3 separate regions of the Homo sapiens genome follow, and all the other regions are linked to region 1. Evidence: chromatin contacts called from ENCODE Hi-C or POLR2A ChIA-PET data. All regions are on one chromosome and are shown on one strand. The core of a region is the stretch at or near the end of the contact, and the rest is flanking DNA. Distances in the headings are between cores, read along the strand shown.

Region 1 (3,988 bases), core at 420-2,919:
CAATCGCTCTATTAATCCTTTCAATGTCCTTGTGAGATAGGTCCATTTATCCCCATTCCACAGGTGAAGAAACTGAAAGAATGGTTGAATGACCTGCTCCGGCTGACACACGGAGTGAGTGGCTGAGCTGGGAAGAGAGACCAGTGGCGTGTAACTCAGAGTCCACGGTGTGTGATGTATGAAGGACTAAGAGAGACCAGTCAGGAGCAGCCGGAATCCCATCTGGAGCCTAAAGAGTTGTCTTTGGTGTAGAAAGTGTCTACCCCACCCCTAATTATATATCCAGTGAAGGCTGTTGCTTAACGTGGCTGTTGGCTCATAAACTGTAAGCACTATGAGAGCAAGTCTTTTCATCTGTGACCTCGATGTCCCCCTTGGTGCCATGGGCTGTGCCCATGTGCGCTAAATACACATGATCAGCCTATTGCTGTTTGGCCAGCTGTCTTTTTTTTTTTTTTTTTTTTTTTTTTTTTTGAGATGGAGTTTCGCTCTTTTTGGCCAGGTTGGAGTGCCATGGTGCAATCTCAGCTTACTGCAACCTCCACCTCCTGGGTTCAAATGATTCTCCTGCCTCAGCCTCCCAAGTAGCTGGGATTACAGGCATGCACCACCATGCCAAGCTAATTCTGTATTTTTAGTAGAGATAGGGTTTCACCATGTTGGCCAGTCTGGTCTCGAACTCCTGACCTCAGGTGATCCGCCTACCTCTGCTCCCGAAGTGCTGGGATTACAGATGTGAGCCACCATGCCCAGCCACCCAGCTGTCCTTTTAGGACACTTTCTGTACTCTCTGTAATAACAGAAGTCCCACACCAGGGCTGACTTTATAGAACCCTAGTTCCAAACTCTCTTAGTTCTGTCAGGAAAGCATTTGCATTTTTTTTTCTCCCCCGAGACAGGGTCTTGCTCTGTCACCCATGCTGGAGTGCAGTGGTGTGATAGCTCACTGCAGCCTCAAACTCCCCCAGCTCAAGCAATCCTCCCACCTCAGCCTCCCAAGTAGCTGAGACTACAGGCATAAGCCACCACACCTAGCCAGAAAAACTCTTTCTTTCTTTCTTTCTTTTTTTTTGAGATGGAGTCTTGCTCTGTCACCCAGGCTGGAGTGCAGTGGCTCGATCTTGGCTCACTGCAATCTCTGCCTCTCAGGTTCAAGCAATTCTCCTGCCTCAGCCTCCCAAGTAGCTGGGATTACAGGCATGCGCCATCACGCCCAACTAATTTTTGTATTTTTAGTAGAGATGGGGTTTCACCATGTTGGCCAGGCTGGCCTCGAACTCCTGACCTCAGGTGATCTACCAGCCTTGGCCTCCCAAAGTGCTGGGATTACAGGCGTGAGCCACCGCACCCGTGCCAGAAAAGCTTTTTTCTTAATAGCTCCCCTGGGAACCTCAGTTCTACCACCGAAGGTATACAATCACTCCAACAGATAACAAATCGACATTGTCGTGCATAAATGTAGAGCTGATCCGTATTTCATGTCAAAGGCCTGGACTGTGTGAAATTGGCTGGTATTTGTTCCAGAAGCACTTGTTCATGTTGAAGATGGGGCAGTTCTGAGTGGGTTAGCAGGCTGACGAGCTTGGCTCAGAAGCCGCTCACTATTGTTTGGGCTTTGCTTTTGACTTCACATCCTGAAATAAATGGTCGTTGCAGACCAGGCACGTGAGCAGGAAGTGGGCAGGGCTTAAAACACAGAGAAGTCATAACCTCTGCGGTTTGGTTCATGTTGTAATATGAAAACCAGGAAGCTTATCTTGCAGGAGGCTGATGTGTAAAAGTTCAGAATGGAGTGGAGCCCTCCCTCTTGGCACCCTATGCGCGGAGTCACCCTTTGTCTGCCACAGGAAGCACCCAGGTCCTGGCAGCTAGAAAACTGTAACAACTTGGAAACATTTCCCAAAATGTCATCATGGCATCAAAATGAGACAATCAATTTCTTGCAAAATTGTTTGCAAGAATACAATTTGATCAAAAGTAGAGTTAGACTTTTTTTTTTTTAAGACAGTTTCGATCTTGTTACCTAGGCTAGAGTGCAATGGTGATCTCTGCTTACTGCAACCTCTGCCTGCCAGGTTCAAGCGATTCTCTGCCTCAGCCTCCTGAATAGCTGGGACTACAGGTGTGCGCCACCATGCCCAGCTAATTTTTGTATTTTTAGTAGAGACGGGGTTTCACCATGTTGGCCAGGCTGGTCTGAAACTCCTGACCTCAGATGACCTGCCTGCCTCGGCCTCCCAAAGTGCTGGATTGTAAGCGTGAGCCACTACGCCCAGCCGAGTTAGACTTTCTCTAAGAACAGCCCCTCTGTGTGTTTTAACTTAAGTGAGAAACAACATGGGTGAGTCAGTGGTTGAAGGCAAGAGAGACACGGGAGAGACACTGATGCCCTGTCCATCCCTTCTCTGGGCCTCAGGGCATTCCAGCAGGTAGAGAACTCCACCCTCCTGCCTGCCTATCAGTCTGCTTGGTCTTGAAAGTCTGCTGCACAGAGTGGGTAGTGGCCATCTGAATCAGTGCTAACACAAAAGCTAGACAGCAATGCTTACAGGCTAGCCAGGAAAATGTTTTTACCAGAAAATTGCTTGAGAAGAGAACACAGAGTTTCAGTAGGGACATGACGATTGAGGATGGAAATGCTTGGTGAAGCAGAACATCCTGGCGTAGCCACAAGAAAACACAATAACCTTAAGGCAGTCACTCGAAGGCATCCTGGAGCCCCAGGCAGGGAGCATTTCACTTCACCAAGGCGTCTGGGGCCATCAAGTGGGAGAAAAAACTGAAGCCTAAAGCTCCTGCTACTGCTCTCTGAGCTCCCAGATCCCTGTACCTGACACCTGCCACACCTGGCTCGGCAGGTAACTAAGACTGGAAGAACCAGATGAGGAGTGGCTCTGCCACACTTATTTGAGAAAATGTCTGAGTAGTATCTGTCCAGCTAGGTCTTCCTGAGTTTCCCATGGCTCTTAAAGATTAGACATCATTAACTGAGTTTCCCAGCAGCACACCTGCCTGAGGTAGATTACAGTGTGGACTATTCCCTGTGAGAAGCTTCCTGCAGCATAGCGCCAGGGAAGGGCTAACCAAGATCGTGTCTTTGCAAAACACCTTTCAGACTGCAGCACCCCCAGGGTGAACTTCAGAGTCACTTTGATCTCAATTAGCATTCTTGGATATTATAAACAAACACCTAGACTCCCAGGGAGGGGAAAATCAGTACCCCAGGAAAATCACAGGAGATGGAGTTCTCAGGGCTTTATCACAGGCTGGCCATCGAAAGCCACAGGGAGCCCTCAGGCTAGCCAGGGTCACATCTCACCTCTGCCCAGCCACCCCAGGTGTTTCCTAGAAGCCCCCCCTTTTCCCGCTTTGGCCTGCCTGGCTCTTTTTGGCTTCTGAAAACAAAGAGAGGAGCTGTGTGCAGTCAGCCTGAGACACGTGGGAAGATGGTTGCTGCCCCTGCTGGCCCTAAAGCTCCAGAAAGCCAATGCCACCGTGCAGGCGGTGGAGAGCATATTCTGATATGGGAGGAGGAGGCGTCCGCAGACCCCTAGTTCCTAACTTTGGGTCATGGCCAAGGGACCTCCTGGGGAAAACTGCGTGCTAGAGAGCCGGTGAGCATATCTTAAGTTAGGCCCAAAGGGGACTGGGTGGGTTTCTTCCTCCAGCACCCCTGCTCTTCCCAAGAGGAGCCCCTTTCCTTCCCTGAGCTTCCCCTTCCCAGGCTCCTGTTTTGACAGGATGCCTGGGTCTGATCACAGCCACAGGCCCGTTTTGGGCTGTGTTCCCCCTGGAGTGTATTGGCCAAGGAATTCCTGGAGCATTTGAAGAAAGGCCCCTTCCCAGGGGCAGTATTCCTCCTGTAATTAAAAGGTTGCATTTCAAAGACACTTTTAATGACCCCAACCGTTGTTGCCAGAAAGAAAATGCTACAGAAGACGTGACTGACAGATTGCAGGGAGAGTGTTCAGCCCAGTGCTGGTGCAGA
Region 2 (3,523 bases), core at 884-3,383, 1.0 Mb after region 1:
CACTCTGAGCAGCCGGCTGGCACCACCGGCCTTGGGCAGTGAGAGGCTTATCACCTGGGACAGCAGCTGTGGATGGTGCCCCGGGTCCCCCAGCACTGCCCTGGCTCCCCCAGCGCCTCGCTGGAATTCTCACTGGGCCTCAGCCGCATCCCTGTGGGGCAGGGCTCGGGACCTGCAGTCCGTGGCCATGCCCCGGCCATGCTCCAGCCCCGCTGTCTAGGTAAAGGATTGTAAATGCACCAATCAGCACTCTGTGCCTAGCTCAAGGTTTGTAAATGCACCAATCAGTGCTCTGTGTCTAGCTAATCTAGTGGGTATTTGGAGAACTTTTGTGTCTAGCTAAAGGATTGTAAATGCACCAATCAGCACTCTGTGTCTAGCTCAAGGTTTGTAAACGCACCAATCAGCACCCTGTCAAAATGGACCAATCAGCCCTCTGTAAAATGGGCCAATCAGCTCTCTGTAAAATGGACCAATCAGCAGGATGTGGGTGGGGTCAGATAAGACAATAAACTCAGGCTGCCTGAGCCAGCAGTGGCAACTTGCCAGGATCTATTTGGGCACTGTAGAAGCTTTGTTTTTTTGCTGTTTGTACTGAATCTTGCTGCTGCTCACTCTTTGGGTTCTCACTGTCTCTATGAGCTGTAACACTCATATGAAGGTCTGCAGCTTCACTCCTGAGGCCAGCGAGACCATGAACCCACCAGAAGGAAGAAATTCCGAACATGTCCGAACATCAGAAGGAAGAAACTCCGGAGACACCATCTTTAAAAACTGTAACACTCACTGCAAGAGTCTGCGGCTTCATTCTTGAAGTCAGTGAGACCAAGAACCCACCAATTTCGGATACATAACCTCAGACCAATATCAAATTAATACCCTATCCAAGCATCCCTTCCTTAACACTAACCCTACCGCAATCTCATACCAACCCTAAACTCTTCTTCTTTTTTTTTTTTTTTGACGGGAGTTTTGCTCCTGTTGCCAAGGCTGGAGTGCAATGGTGTGATCTCAGCTCACCACAACTTCCACCTCCTGGGTTCAGGTGATGCTTCTGTCTCAGCCTCCTGAATAGCTGGGATTACAGGCATGCGCCACCATGCCTGGCTAATTTTGTATTTTTAGTAGAGATGGGATTTCTCCATGTTGGTCAGGCTGGTCTCGAACTCCCAACTTCAGGTGAGTCACCTGCCTCAGCCTCCCAAAGTGCTGGGCTTATAGGCATGAGCCACTGTGCCCAGCACACCAACCCTAATCTTAACCTGATGTTCATGCTGCCCCTGGGCCTGTAAAGATAACATCCGTGATGTGGTTTTGCGCACTCCTCCCCATTGTGCCAAGGCGAGGATCCTTCAATCCAATTGGTATCCTAACCTTAACCCTAACCATAACCCTAACCCCAACACTAACCCTAACATTAACTGTAACTGACTCCAATCCTAATCCTCACCCAGACTGTAGCCCAAATGCTGACCTTAACCTTGATACCAACCCGAACGTCTTAACTCCCCTTCAATACTAACCCCATCTCTAACCTCAATTTTAACCTTCTTATCCTTTTTTGAATCTTAACTCTAATTTCATTGCTAACTGTAACCCCTTCCCTAAATTTAACCCTAAATGCAATCACAACTCCAAATTCAGCCCAAATTCCAACACTGATCCTAATCTCCAAAAAGAGCCCATTCTCCCTCCCAAGTCAACTTTACCTCCGCAGATGGGGTGTCTAAAAGGGCCCAGCTGGGTAGTGGAGAGAGCATAGACCTTGGGCCTCATCCAGCCACCCTGCCTCGGCTCACTGGGGTTAACAACATTGGACATGCAGGAATCATATTGGAATGTTATCATCTCAGACTCGAGTCTGAGGCGTGAATTCTGGTGGGAATTGCTCTGTAAGATGGCAAAACCATGGAATGCCATTTCACCAATTTGGCCTTTCCATTGAGTTTAAATATAATTGCAGCAAATTGTGCTGATTTGTATTTCACAGGCTTGGATTTAGTGGCTTTTGAATTCATCATCTAAATGTGTGTAAATTATCCACTCTGGCCCAGAATCCAGCAATTTTTATAAGAGGACTGTAATTTTTGTAGGAGGGCTTTACGCCACCTCCTACTAGCACTGACTAGCTGGGCATGGGGCCAGCTGAAGATTCAAAGGAAGCATGAAAGAGCATTAGCGAAATTCATAGGAACAAGGAACACTTTTTAGAGAGCAGAAGAAAAGCAGTAGATGTTCTTGATTCTATACAATGCAACAAATGTTGCCGTGTGAGGCACTGGGATTGGCACTGCAGGAAATCAAACACAGGAAAGATTGTTATTAGGCATGGGGCGTGGGGAATGTGGGGAGGGGAAGCAAGACCCGCACAAACCATGTCTCACTCCCTCAGTTCTCTGCCTCAATGTTACAGTACAAGAAAGGCCATCTTGTGCACTTGATAAAAAATGACCACCGTGCTGCCTGAGTCATGGTCCCACAGGAAACAGAAAGTACGTTCCATAGGGATTTTGAAGAGCATTCAGGAAAAGGTGGAAGCAGGAAAAGGGAACTAACTAGGGACACTGAGGCTCCCAGGGACCAGCGTCATTGAGAAGCCATTCCCAATCCTGGGCTGGAGGGGTAGGAGAAGGGAATGGTGTATGTGCATCTAGTTGCAAGTGGATGATGGAAGAGGCTCTTCTGGATAGAGCTGTAATCCTCGAGGGATGCAGCCCTGCCTGAACTGAGGGTGGGAGGAAGTAAGGAAGACGCTCCTGGATCTCCCTCCCCTCTCACCAGTGGTGTATTGGAACTGGCCCATACCGGTTTATGAGGACTGATTGTATGCAGTGCATTCTAACTCCAGTGTCAAGATGGCAGTTTGGAATCTCTCATGGTGGGAGTATTTGCACCACAGAAATGGGCAAATACTACAAATCAGGACATATTTTTCCCTGGAGAGCTGGCTGATAAACATTGACTAGCGCACCACTGCCTCCAATTCACTCATCTCCTCGTCCTGCCTCTCATTGGCTGAATCCAACAAGAAGTCAGAGGGCAGGGGAGCTTGAGGGAAAGTCATTATGGGTCAGCACTTGGGGTCACAGAGCTCTGAGGGAGGAGAATGGATGGGAAGGAGGGGCAGCATGTGGAGAAAAACCAACACACCCCATTGACACTTTTTTATTTTCTTGCTCTGCTTTAATTTTTTTTTAGGAACTTATCACCTCCCGCCATATTGCAGAGTTAATTGTTTACCATCTGTCTTCCTCACTAGAGTGGAAGCTCCATGAGAGAAGGGATTTGTTTTCTTCTCTAAGGTGTCTCTGGCACTTGGAGCAGTGTCTGACAGCTAGCAGATGCTCAGTAACCTGTTGAATGGAAAACTACAAGGCAGAATTTGTTGAATGGCTTAAGCAAAATTGGAAGTGCTGGGTTATGTGGGGGAGAGATTCCCTGCAGTGTGGAGTGTGAGGTTCCCGTGGAACACCTAGAGAGAAATGTCTAGCAGACAGTTGGAAATGCAGAGATTGGGGCTGAA
Region 3 (3,911 bases), core at 1,317-3,816, 1.2 Mb after region 1:
TCTGGGGCCTCGGCTCCAGATGTCCCTTCTCCCCGGCACTGCCTGGACTCAGCTCCTAGCCACCTTCCTCCCAACACCGCACACCGCCCTGCAGTTATGGGGTGGCTTGGCCGCATCTTCCACCAGCTGCAGGCTCCCTCAGGGCAGAAACTACATCTCCATTAATGCCGCAACCCCCAGGACCATGGCAATTTAGGCACACAGTAGGTGCTCAATGAAGGGGTTAGCTTTGCCTCTTTGTCCAGGGTGACAAATGGCAGGTAAGCTATAAAGACTGATGGCTTCATCTGTCTTATTGAATACAACGGGAAGAGAGACAGAAAGAAAGAGACTGGAAGAGACAGAGATAAGAGCCAGAGACCGAGGGAGGGGAGGATGCATGTTTTGGAGGATGGGGTAACACAGACTCCAGAGAGGTCCGTTGTCTATGGCATTTACAAGGCATTGGTAAGGCCGCAGCCTGCAAGTGTGGCTGTGATTTCAGACTAGAAAGTCTTGGAGGGAACTTGCTCTGGAGCTTTGATCCCCAGAATGCAGCGTCCAGGGCACCTCCCCAGAGGGCTGAGCACCATGCTGGGAAAGTCTGGGAGAGCTGTGTCTACCTGCGTGTCCTGCCAGCTGGATCCAGGGGTACTTCTTCTTGAAGGACATGACGAAGGGAGACCAGTGCACCATGTTTTTTATCTTCCTCCATGATTTGCTCTAGAAACAAACAAACAAAAAGCTCTACATTAGAAAGACAACCACTAATTTCTGGTTAGGACAAATTCAAAGCAAAGGCCCTCATTGCCTGTGGCCACAAGATGGGAAGGGCCCTTGACGGGCTCTGAGGACCTTGCCACCACCATCACCTATGCGGCACATGGTGGGAGGTGGCTTTACCCCATTTAACAAACAGCCTGAGCAAAATGCTCAGGGGAACTCCCCTGTCCCAAGAGCAACGACCCCTCCAAGGAAGGCTGGAGAGGACACAACCACCCAGCCGCACCACATTAGTTCATATTCAATTCGTAGATGCGGAGGCACCAGAGGCACCTCTTGCCTGCGAGTGGTTTGAAGAGAGACTTTAAAGAAATTCCTCAGAACAGAACCTGCACCGATGGCTTCAGGTCACACAGGAGGGAGCAAGCCCACAGCTCTCTCCTCTGCACCGCGCTCCGCCCTCTCAGGATGTTTCTTCAGTGAAAACAGCCAGGACTGGGAGTGTGCATGTGTGTGTGCGTGTGTGTGCATGTGTGTGTGCATATGTGTGCATGAGTGTGTGCGTATGTGTGCATATGTGATATATGTGCATGTGTGCATGTGATTGTGTGCATGTGTGCATGAGTGTGTGTGCATGTGTGATATGTGCATGAGTGTGTGCGTATGTGTGCGTGTGTGTGCATGTGTGATATGTGCATGTATGTGCATATGTGTGCATCAGTGTGTGCATGCGTGATATGTGCATGTGTGTGATGTGTGCATGTGTGTGCATGCGTGTGTGATATGCACATATGTGTGCATGAGTGTGTGCGTGTGCATGTGTGTGCGTGCATGTGTGTTTGGGGAGAGCAGGCCCTTTGGGCAGAAAGGAGAACTAAGGTATATTGAGCATCTTATTTTATTTTCTCAATGAGCATGCAAGTCAATTCTTTTCTATTTCCATCTGGTGGAGCCTGAGCCTCAGAGAGGTAAATGACGAAGCTGGGATTTAAACATTCATTTATACAACTACTTGAAAATAAATAAAATTAATAAAATTCTTTTCTTCCCCAGCAAAAACAAACAAAACAAAACAAAAAAACAAAAAAAAAACATATTTTTAGAAAAAATATCCTTAAGTGAACTTTAATAAGAACAGGCTGCAGAGATGAAGATCAAGTGTCCCCAAAATACACCCGTCCTCAGGGGGGCGATGAGAACCTGAATGAGAAGCATTGTGAGTTCCTGAGAAAGTGGATCCTGGACCAGCTAAACCACGGAGAGCAGAAGCCATGTGGCTTGCAGAGGAGATGAGGGTGGTACTGCCTGACAGGGGGACACACTGAAGATGTGGTTCCCACTCCTTGCCCCGAAGCGCCCAGCTGCAGCCCTCAGGGGTCAGCGGCGGCTGCTGGGTCCCCAAGGTGAAGTCAAGGTGAAATCGGCCTCCTTTGTTTTTTCTCTCTTTGCTGAGACTCAGCCGCTTCTGTCATCAGGTTTTCAAGTTAAAATCTATTTAAGGAGAGGAATTCTTCCTTACTAAACCTGGTAATTCTTATCCCCATCCCAGAAACTCTCACCCCACCGCCAAGACCAATTCTATTCTTAAGAGAGGGCAGCGCCCCATGAGGCCATGTGACAAAAGGGCCGAGGCTTTACTGACAAGGATGTTTTTCCTAGATCCTTCTGATGGAGATCGCCAAAGAAGGCTAGAGCCAGCGGAGGCATTTCTTATCTAAGCACCCAGAAGGCTGCATAAACAATCAGGGCACACAATGCATGAGGGCAACAATGGAAAAACCTCATTACACAAGATGAGCCCAGCAGTGGCTCGTGGGGACGCCCCTGCTCAGGGGGAAGCCATTACGGTGGGTCCAGGGGGAGAGTGCACAGCCGGTCACCACCCGTGGGTCACATCCCTGCAGCAGAGCTCAGAGAGGACAGGGGCTGACAGGCTTCAGGGGTGGTGTGGGAGGAGGGGAGCCCAGAGTGTCTCAATCCAGGGCTCGCCCTAACCCATGCCATGTCCCTATCAGGGGAGAACACACATTGCACTGTTTCACAGTCCCTCCTGGGGCCTCAGTTTCCTGTGTCCGGTGAGGGACAGACAGCTGGTATACCAGGCTCCTTGGATGGATGGACACTCTAGGGCCCTGGAAAGTGACCTTCCCTCATCCCAACAGCAATGGCCCCTCCGAGGAAGACTAGAGAGGGCTACTCTCCCAGCTGCAGCGTGCCAGTTTATATTTTATGTATACAGGAGGAGGCAAATGAGCATGCATGGAGGAAGGGTCCCAGGACCCTAGAAGGCAGCTCACTGTGGAGAAGGAGGGAGCTTACGGAGGCTGCACCCACCAGAGACAGCTGGGGGCCAGACTCAGTGGAGAGAAAGAGAAGACTACAGCTGGCAGCGGGAGTGTGGGGACAAAGGCCCGGGGACTGGAACTGGGAGTGGTTGGGAACCAGACCTGCTATGGGCATGGGGGCTGCAGACAGAGGGAGATAGGTGAGCAGGCGAGGCCTCGGGAGAGCGTGGGGCGTTGAGGCAGGCCAACCTGGGCCCGAGTCCCGGCTCCCCTTTTCCTCCTCAATGACTGACCTTGAACAAGTTCTTAGTCCTTGTTTGTAAAAAGAGCGACACATAGATTCCCATTCTCCCAGGAGATAAAGCTGTCAGGAGATGTGGGTACCAGGGTGTCTGTGGGAGGGTCTTTAGCCCTCTGTGTTCAAGGAGGGGACCCAGGTGTCTCTGAAGTTACTTCAAGAATGGTCAGTCCTGTGCTAGGTGGAGTTGCTGGCCTAGGTTCTGAACAATAAAGACCTCGGAGCCTGGGGCAGGGTCATGCCCATCCTGTTGGGGTGCAGCTCTCCAGAGACCCACAAGACACAGTGAGCAGGGAGCCTGTGACCCAGGAAGGTGAACAGATGCTGGGCGAGACAGTGTGGCTTAGCCTCTGCAAGGCCATTTGAAGCTAAGAAACTTCCAGTTCTTGGACCTCTCCCAGAGGCTAAAGACCAGGGGTCTAGAAAGGAGGGGGTGCTCCAGGGTGGGGGTCTTCTGACAGTTCAAAGGATCCACAAGCCTCTCACATCGCTGAGCTCTGACCAAACCAGGCACCTTTACCGCTTGGCTCCCCTCTGCCCACACCTCCTCCATTTCTTCACCATGAAAATAGGTCCCACGTGGCCAAGGCCCTGAGAGTCCCCCAGTCCCAAGGCTGCTCTGCCTG

The links. Hi-C counts contacts between places; a loop is a spot of excess contacts on that map. ChIA-PET counts read pairs that join two places held with the same protein, here RNA polymerase II (POLR2A). Pooled maps may share reads with other maps.
Region 2: POLR2A ChIA-PET joins it to region 1 with 18 read pairs in naive thymus-derived CD4-positive, alpha-beta T cell. The contact joins two enhancer-like sites. POLR2A ChIA-PET finds 5 or more read pairs at or near these places in 2 of 52 experiments (activated naive CD8-positive, alpha-beta T cell and naive thymus-derived CD4-positive, alpha-beta T cell).
Region 3: POLR2A ChIA-PET joins it to region 1 with 11 read pairs in activated CD4-positive, alpha-beta T cell. The contact joins two enhancer-like sites. A Hi-C loop is called at or near these places in 5 of 50 pooled maps. POLR2A ChIA-PET finds 5 or more read pairs at or near these places in 2 of 52 experiments (activated CD4-positive, alpha-beta T cell and activated naive CD4-positive, alpha-beta T cell).

The regions. Positions count from the first base shown.
Region 1 is chr1:225,443,367-225,447,354 of GRCh38, forward strand. No RefSeq gene overlaps it. Among named protein-coding and RNA genes, the nearest start is that of LBR, 17 kb to the left of the region's middle. RefSeq lists enhancers at 1,270-1,339, 1,840-1,889, 2,785-3,345, 3,346-3,906, 3,907-3,988 and a cis regulatory region at 1,444-1,983. Within about 2 kb of position 1,670, at least 31 of the 41 ENCODE cell types and tissues checked have a DNase peak (open chromatin) inside an H3K27ac peak, as active enhancers do.
Region 2 is chr1:226,464,283-226,467,805 of GRCh38, forward strand. No RefSeq gene overlaps it. Among named protein-coding and RNA genes, the nearest start is that of PARP1, 58 kb to the left of the region's middle. Within about 2 kb of position 2,134, at least 3 of the 41 ENCODE cell types and tissues checked have a DNase peak (open chromatin) inside an H3K27ac peak, as active enhancers do.
Region 3 is chr1:226,648,070-226,651,980 of GRCh38, forward strand. ITPKB (inositol-trisphosphate 3-kinase B) reads right to left here. Exons shown (of 8, transcript NM_002221.4): 3 at 603-702. Among named protein-coding and RNA genes, the nearest start is that of ITPKB-IT1, 25 kb to the right of the region's middle. RefSeq lists a silencer at 1,779-2,073 and an enhancer at 1,869-1,958. Within about 2 kb of position 2,567, at least 2 of the 41 ENCODE cell types and tissues checked have a DNase peak (open chromatin) inside an H3K27ac peak, as active enhancers do.